2 separate regions of the Homo sapiens genome follow, and region 1 is linked to region 2. A link is an interaction called in ENCODE POLR2A ChIA-PET data of the cell type or tissue named here. Cell type or tissue: Panc1. All regions are shown on one strand. Links, peaks and the distances in the headings refer to the core of each region. The heading gives the core; the rest is flanking DNA. Region 1 overlaps INPP5A (inositol polyphosphate-5-phosphatase A). Region 2 has its middle 19 kb from the start of NKX6-2.

Region 1 (2,910 bases), core at 227-2,726, 140 kb after region 2:
GAAGAGAATAAAAACATCAGGAGGAATGATAAGCCCTTCTAATGCTCCCTGTGCAAATTCATGTTTAATTTGAGGAGAAATATCAACATTTTTTCATTTCCCTGATCATGCTTTAATTAAATCTCTAGCCCACTGTTTAAAATAAAGCCATTATGGATAGTGATCAAGAATTTCATCACTCCCTACTGAACTATAAAATCAATCACTTAACTTTTTATTATATAACCTCTGAAAAGTGAAACAGTTTGAGGTTACAGGATTTGAAGTGCTCTGATTTTCGCCAAAAGAAGTCCGTCAAATGTGCTTCTGAGAAACTCATGTTCTGCTTCATTTCCATATTTTTTCCATGGCAGCATCAATAAGTTACAGGGCGTCACTTTGCCCCCTAACCACCAACAGAAAGCCTCAACTGAAAGGAGGCCGAGGCCATCAGCCCATGGCAGGAACGTGAGGCTCTCGTGTCATTTCACCTAAGAAAGGATCAGTGACACCTGAGCCTGGGATCTGCCACTGGAATTTTCAAAAGTCAAGTGTGGGGCTGGGCTGCAGGAGCCCATTAGTCCCTCACCACCACACCAACCCTGCAAGGCCGGCAGACTCCAGTACACTCAAAAAACTGAATAACTTTGTTTAATGTTGCCTAGAAATAAGGAAAAATAACAAATACTTGTAAAAGTTACACTTGAAAGATCTCCACTCCAACTTATGTTCAATGTACTTAGCAAAAAGGTCAAAGCTCCGGAATTTGCTGGATAAATAAATGTTGGTGAGGCGGATGAATCACTGGAGAATTGGTGCATGGCGGCGAATGAATAACCTGCAAATGCCTCCCAAACCCCATTATTTCCCCTTTTCCAAGAGCCCAAGATTCATGTCCCCGCATGCCGCCAGTTCATTACCGAGAAATATCATCCCTCTTCCGGCTCGCGCCGGGCAGCGCACACGGCCCCCTGAGGACCCTTTAATGTTTAATTCCCCATCATCTGCTCCACTGAACAGCTTAATCTCTGCTTGTATGATCAATACTATATCAGTGTAAATTAAAATGACAATTTTAAAGTAATTAAGCCTGTTAATGCTCGATTCAAATGTCATTATTTGCACAAGGGATTGAGGAGAAATTACATCGTGTCCGGGGTGACAGGAAGCTGTCTGGGCCTCTTCAGCCCCGCTGTGCAGGGCCACTGGAGGCTTCAGCAAAGCAGATTAACTTCTGCCTCGCCCTGCCAGCATGCCTATCCAATTTCTAAAGAGGATAACGCAATTTGATAAATTTAATTCCAGCTACAAACTCAATTATTGTGATAATAGATGAAAACTGGGAGGAGCCTCTGCACAAGGCCCACAGTTTTAAAAACACACTTAACTCCAGAACGAGCTTCAACAGTAATGGCTTGATTTGATTTGTTCTCTCTCTTTTGAAGCCCCTTTAAATAATTATGATGGTTGGAAGAACAGCCGACATTTATTAAACAGCCGAGCTCCAACCAAAAGGGGCTGCGGCTTAGACAATCCAGGTCATACTGGAAACGTCTGCTGTCCTGAGCTTGTACAGCAGCATTTATTAGACAAGCACATCATTACATTATTGGATCTCATAAATAGATATATAAAACTCAGCCAGCCTCAGATGAAACCTCCCTCTTGCTCAACACTGGCGGGTCTGCCCCAGCTTGGAAAGCGGCATCCAGCAGGACCCTGCCATTTTTTTGTCCCAGGTGGCAGAGGGGGTTGGGGGTGAGAGGAATTAATGAAAATAACTTTTTTAAAAACCACCTTTACCCTCCTATGATTCCCAGCACACTCAGTACACATTATGACTCAAGTTATCTCCAACGAGCTCTCAATGCACAGATATCTTTCTCTACCCGAGTCCACTTACGGATGAGGTGGGTGGGTAGCCTGCCGAGAAGGTCTGCACAGCACACGCTGGGGGCCGCTTTAAGGGGACAGCTGCAATTGCTGGACTTCATCCATTAGGTCAGCAATAAAAATTGACAACCAAACATTAATTTCAAGATGAAGAGCACAGTGTAACAATTTCCGTTTGAAAGATGTTTCGGCTCGGTGTGGGCCATCCTTCAGGGTTTTCCCAGACAATTCCAGATGCTGCTGCACTCCAGAAGGAAAGAGAGCCCCACTGCAAAGTCGGCAGCCTCGGGATGGTGCGCCACGGGGCCAGCGGTTTTGGGTGATCCGACAGGGGTTTTTTTGTGGCTGTTTTCAAACCCAGTGATGTATACTTTAATACTTTAACTGTCTAAATTCCACCTTTTCCATACAGGAGGGAGCTGTACAGCTGGTGTCTCTTCACTGCATGCTTGAAAGGCCCTTATCCGTTACCTCCCTACTGCCTACGATGACTTCACAGTTCCTCAAGTTTCCCCCAGCCAGCAGAAATCAGATTTAAAACCAGTGAAAACATGGAATAATGTGTTCAAATGGCTCTCCCTTTCTGTCGGTTTAAACATAAATATCCCTGACTATGAATTACTCCCCCAAGTTCCTAGATGAATCATAGTGAGGAAGTAATGATGCATTATAACAGTCACGACATGGGAGGAAGCGCTGAGTAAAGGCCAGGCACACAGTGACTCAGTTTTAAGGCAAACCTGGTAAAGGACTAATGTGGTTATATCATTCTTCTCTTTTTTTTTTTTTTTTGAGACAGGATCTTGCTCTGTTGCCCAGGCTGCAGTGCAGTGGTGTGATCTTGGCTCACTGCTACCTCCACCTCCCAGGCTCACACGATCCTCCAGCCTCAGCCTCCCAAGTAGCTGCGACTACAGGTGCACGCCATTGCAGCTGGCTAATTTTTGTATTTTCAGTAGAGATGGGGTTTCCCCATGTTGGCCAGGCTGGTCTTGAACTCCTAAGCTCAAGCAATTCACCTGCCTCAGCCTCCCAGAG
Region 2 (2,910 bases), core at 97-2,596:
AGAAGTGGCATTCTGTAATATATTCAAGCATAAAAAAATTGCATAGGTGAAATTTATGTAACCCTAAAAACTATAAGGCAAGAGCAGATGCCTTGGAATTTATTGGAGATAATGGGGGACAGAGGGTGGTCTCGCGGTGCTTGGCCCTCAGCCTGCAAGTCCCGAGCGCAGAAACCATGCAGGTCGGTGGGGGACGGGACTTCCAGGAGACGCTCCCCCGGCCAGCGGGTCCCCAGCCCGGGCCTCTCGGATGTCAGAGGGCCCCTGGGACCAGGGGAGGCAGGGACGCTCCTGCACTGCTGTCCCCGCTTGGGTAGTGACAGGGTCAGCCCAAGCCCCAGGCCACACACTCAGCAGCCCCGTCTTCTCCCCAGAAAGCAGCTGGAAACCTGGCCTGGGCCTTCGGGGGAGCATGAGGTGAGGCTTGCTGTGCCCCGGCTGGGGGCTGCCCCCCAGCTTCCTGACTGCGTGCTGGGGGAGGTGACTTCCCTCCAGCCCCGGCGCTTCCCTCCCACGAGGCCTCGTCCTGCTCGGGTCCCAGGTGGTGGAGGGGCACCCCCAACAAGCTGTCCAATCTGGTGCCCTCAGTTCTTCCACCATCTAAAAATGTCCATTTATTAGTTTACAGATTGAAAATTTTTACACATTTAGAATGAGGGTTTTTCACCCAAAGCCACACCAGACAGCAATGTTTAGGGATCCTTTCTGGCTCCCATCAGCCTCCGTTCCTGCATGGCGAAGCTCGTGCTGTGTCTCCAGTAACTTTCCCAGCTTCCCCATTTGGAGGTGGTCACGTCCAAGTCCCGTTTAAAGCTCCCCTTACCCTGCGACAGGCACCTGGCAAGGACCCTCTAAAGAGTGTGAGTTCCCGGCAGCCCGGGCTCTGGAACGCAGCCTCAGCCCCTCACTGCACCGGTGGAGGTGGCCTCTCTGGACAGGGTGGGGCGACAGGGCCCCATCAGGTCTGGGCCACAGCAGAGTGGGCTGGGGGGGCCTGGGCACAGCCAATGCCCCCCGTCCCATACTCACTGGGGTCACACACATGTGGCCTGGAAGGTAGGTCCCCAAAGTTCCCACCCAAAAGGCTGTGGGAAGGTCAAAGGGCGTGGCCAGCACCCTGCAGTCGTCCCTCTTGTAATCCCCAGGTGCACCTCGCAGCCCCTGTAGGCCCCTACCCCGCCCCCGCCTCTCCCTTCTTTGGCAGCTCAGCCCCTCCCCTGCAGCCTGAGGGCCCGGCCTGGGTACCCTCGGGATGTCCCTTGAGCCACGCCCTGGCCGTCCTCTCTGGAAACACAGGGGCTCTGGGCCGCCACTCACAGGCACAGCCAAGAGGCCTTTCAGACGGATTTGGATGAAGGAATTAGGCGGGTTAATAAAACTAAAATGTTCACAGACGCTTGTATATAAATTTCTAGTAAGTTGCCTCATCCAACACTGGTCTCTCTAATAGTTTAATTTCTGTGTTAAATAATTAAAACTCTATCTCCAATTGCTGTGAACAATTGTTTTCCTTAATGATCTTCCCAGAGGAGCCAGTAATTTTATATCTTGTAAAAATGATTAAATGGCATCATTATCCCATATCTCTGAAATATAACTCAGCAACTTCAGGAGAGGCCATTCGTATTCAATTAATGCCCCCTTGCGCGAGACGTGGGTGTCACCTCACGCCAGCCTCACCCGGCTGTCCTCGTTTTATGATGACAATGATGAAGATGGAAACAACCAGTTTAATTATCCCATTTCCAACACAGAAATCAATTTCCAATACGTCTTCACCCGTAAGAAAAAAAGGCAGCCGTGGTTCCTGGGAAGGGCAAGTGGAGCGAGAGCCCTGTGAGGGGACAGGGCCGAGGGGACAGGGCCGAGGGGACAGGGCCGTGGGGACAGGGCCGAGGGGACAGGGACGTGGGGACAGGGACGTGGGGACAGGGCCGAGGGGACAGGGCCGTGGGGACAGGGCCGAGGGGACAGGGACGTGGGGACAGGGCCGAGGGGATGGGGCCGAGGGGACGGGGCCATGGGGACGGGGCCGAGGGGACCCGGCCAAGGGGGTGGACCTGAGGCCCTGGGGCCGCTCAGTTGCCCATCCCCCTCCCGGCTCCTTTCCCAAGCACAGGGCTGGGCCCTGGGAGCTCCCTGCCCCTCCTTGCTGAGCTCAGGGCTCTGCACCCTCCGAGGGGCCTGGATCCCCCACCTCTGTCCTGTTCCCAGGGGTTACCCTCCCCTGCCCCTCTCCCACACCTCCCTCTGGCCCCACAGTCTCTCCAGCTGGGCTCCAAGGGGCTGGGACGTGGGTTCCTGGGATGACCCCGCATGCTGGGCCGACACGCTGACCCCCATCGGCCCGTCCTGCTGTCCTGGAGTGGCTTTAGCATGGCGCGGAGCAGCTCCCGCTGTTAGGGTGACTCGAGGGACACGCCTGGCTACTCATCACCGTGCTAGTGGCCAAGATAATCTAATTGTTTGACATTTTTATCACAATTCATTGGGACCGGAGCGAGATGGCTAGATTGACACCCCGTGCAGTCGGCTAATGGCCACACAATTATGAAGAGCTCTTAAATGTTCTTATTACGGATTTTAATTCTTTGTGACAAGAGGCAAGAGATGCGTTAAGATAATGGGGACGCAGCTGAGCTCCGCCTGCTGCAGACCTGCCTGTCTTTCTGGCCCTGCCCTGAGTCCAGCCTGGCTAGGGTTGGGGTGCTGGAGGGACTTGGGGTGCTCAACAGCCTGGGCAGAGACCAGGGGGGGTCCCTATAACCCCTGACCCCAGGAGACCTCGTCTTTGGAAGGAGGCTCTTGAGGCCTAGAACCAACCCCTGTGGAGCTGCAGCTGGAGCCCCCGCGGAGCCTGCACCCCACAACCCTCAGGACAGAAGGCTGGACTCAGGGCTGTCCTGGGGG

Evidence for each region. ChIA-PET counts read pairs that join two places held together with the same protein. Peaks named below come from ENCODE experiments on the same cell type or tissue, not always from the same donor. Only the 100,000 strongest peaks of a DNase experiment are listed, where the experiment ranks them.
Region 1: POLR2A ChIA-PET joins it to region 2 with 5 read pairs; 4 of 35 experiments call an interaction of 5 or more read pairs at or near these places.

The regions. Positions count from the first base shown.
Region 1 is chr10:132,665,809-132,668,718 of GRCh38, reverse strand. The region is part of intron 4 of INPP5A (inositol polyphosphate-5-phosphatase A); the gene reads right to left. Among named protein-coding and RNA genes, the nearest start is that of NKX6-2, 120 kb to the left of the region's middle. RefSeq lists an enhancer at 1,760-2,910. In Panc1, for the core only: no CTCF peak of the experiment used is centred there; DNase peaks (open chromatin) are centred at 722, 1,180, 1,559 and 2,498; H3K4me3 peaks cover 2,370 bases; H3K27ac peaks cover 2,500 bases.
Region 2 is chr10:132,803,220-132,806,129 of GRCh38, reverse strand. No RefSeq gene overlaps it. Among named protein-coding and RNA genes, the nearest start is that of NKX6-2, 19 kb to the right of the region's middle. RefSeq lists an enhancer at 334-835. In Panc1, for the core only: no CTCF peak of the experiment used is centred there; no DNase peak of the experiment used is centred there.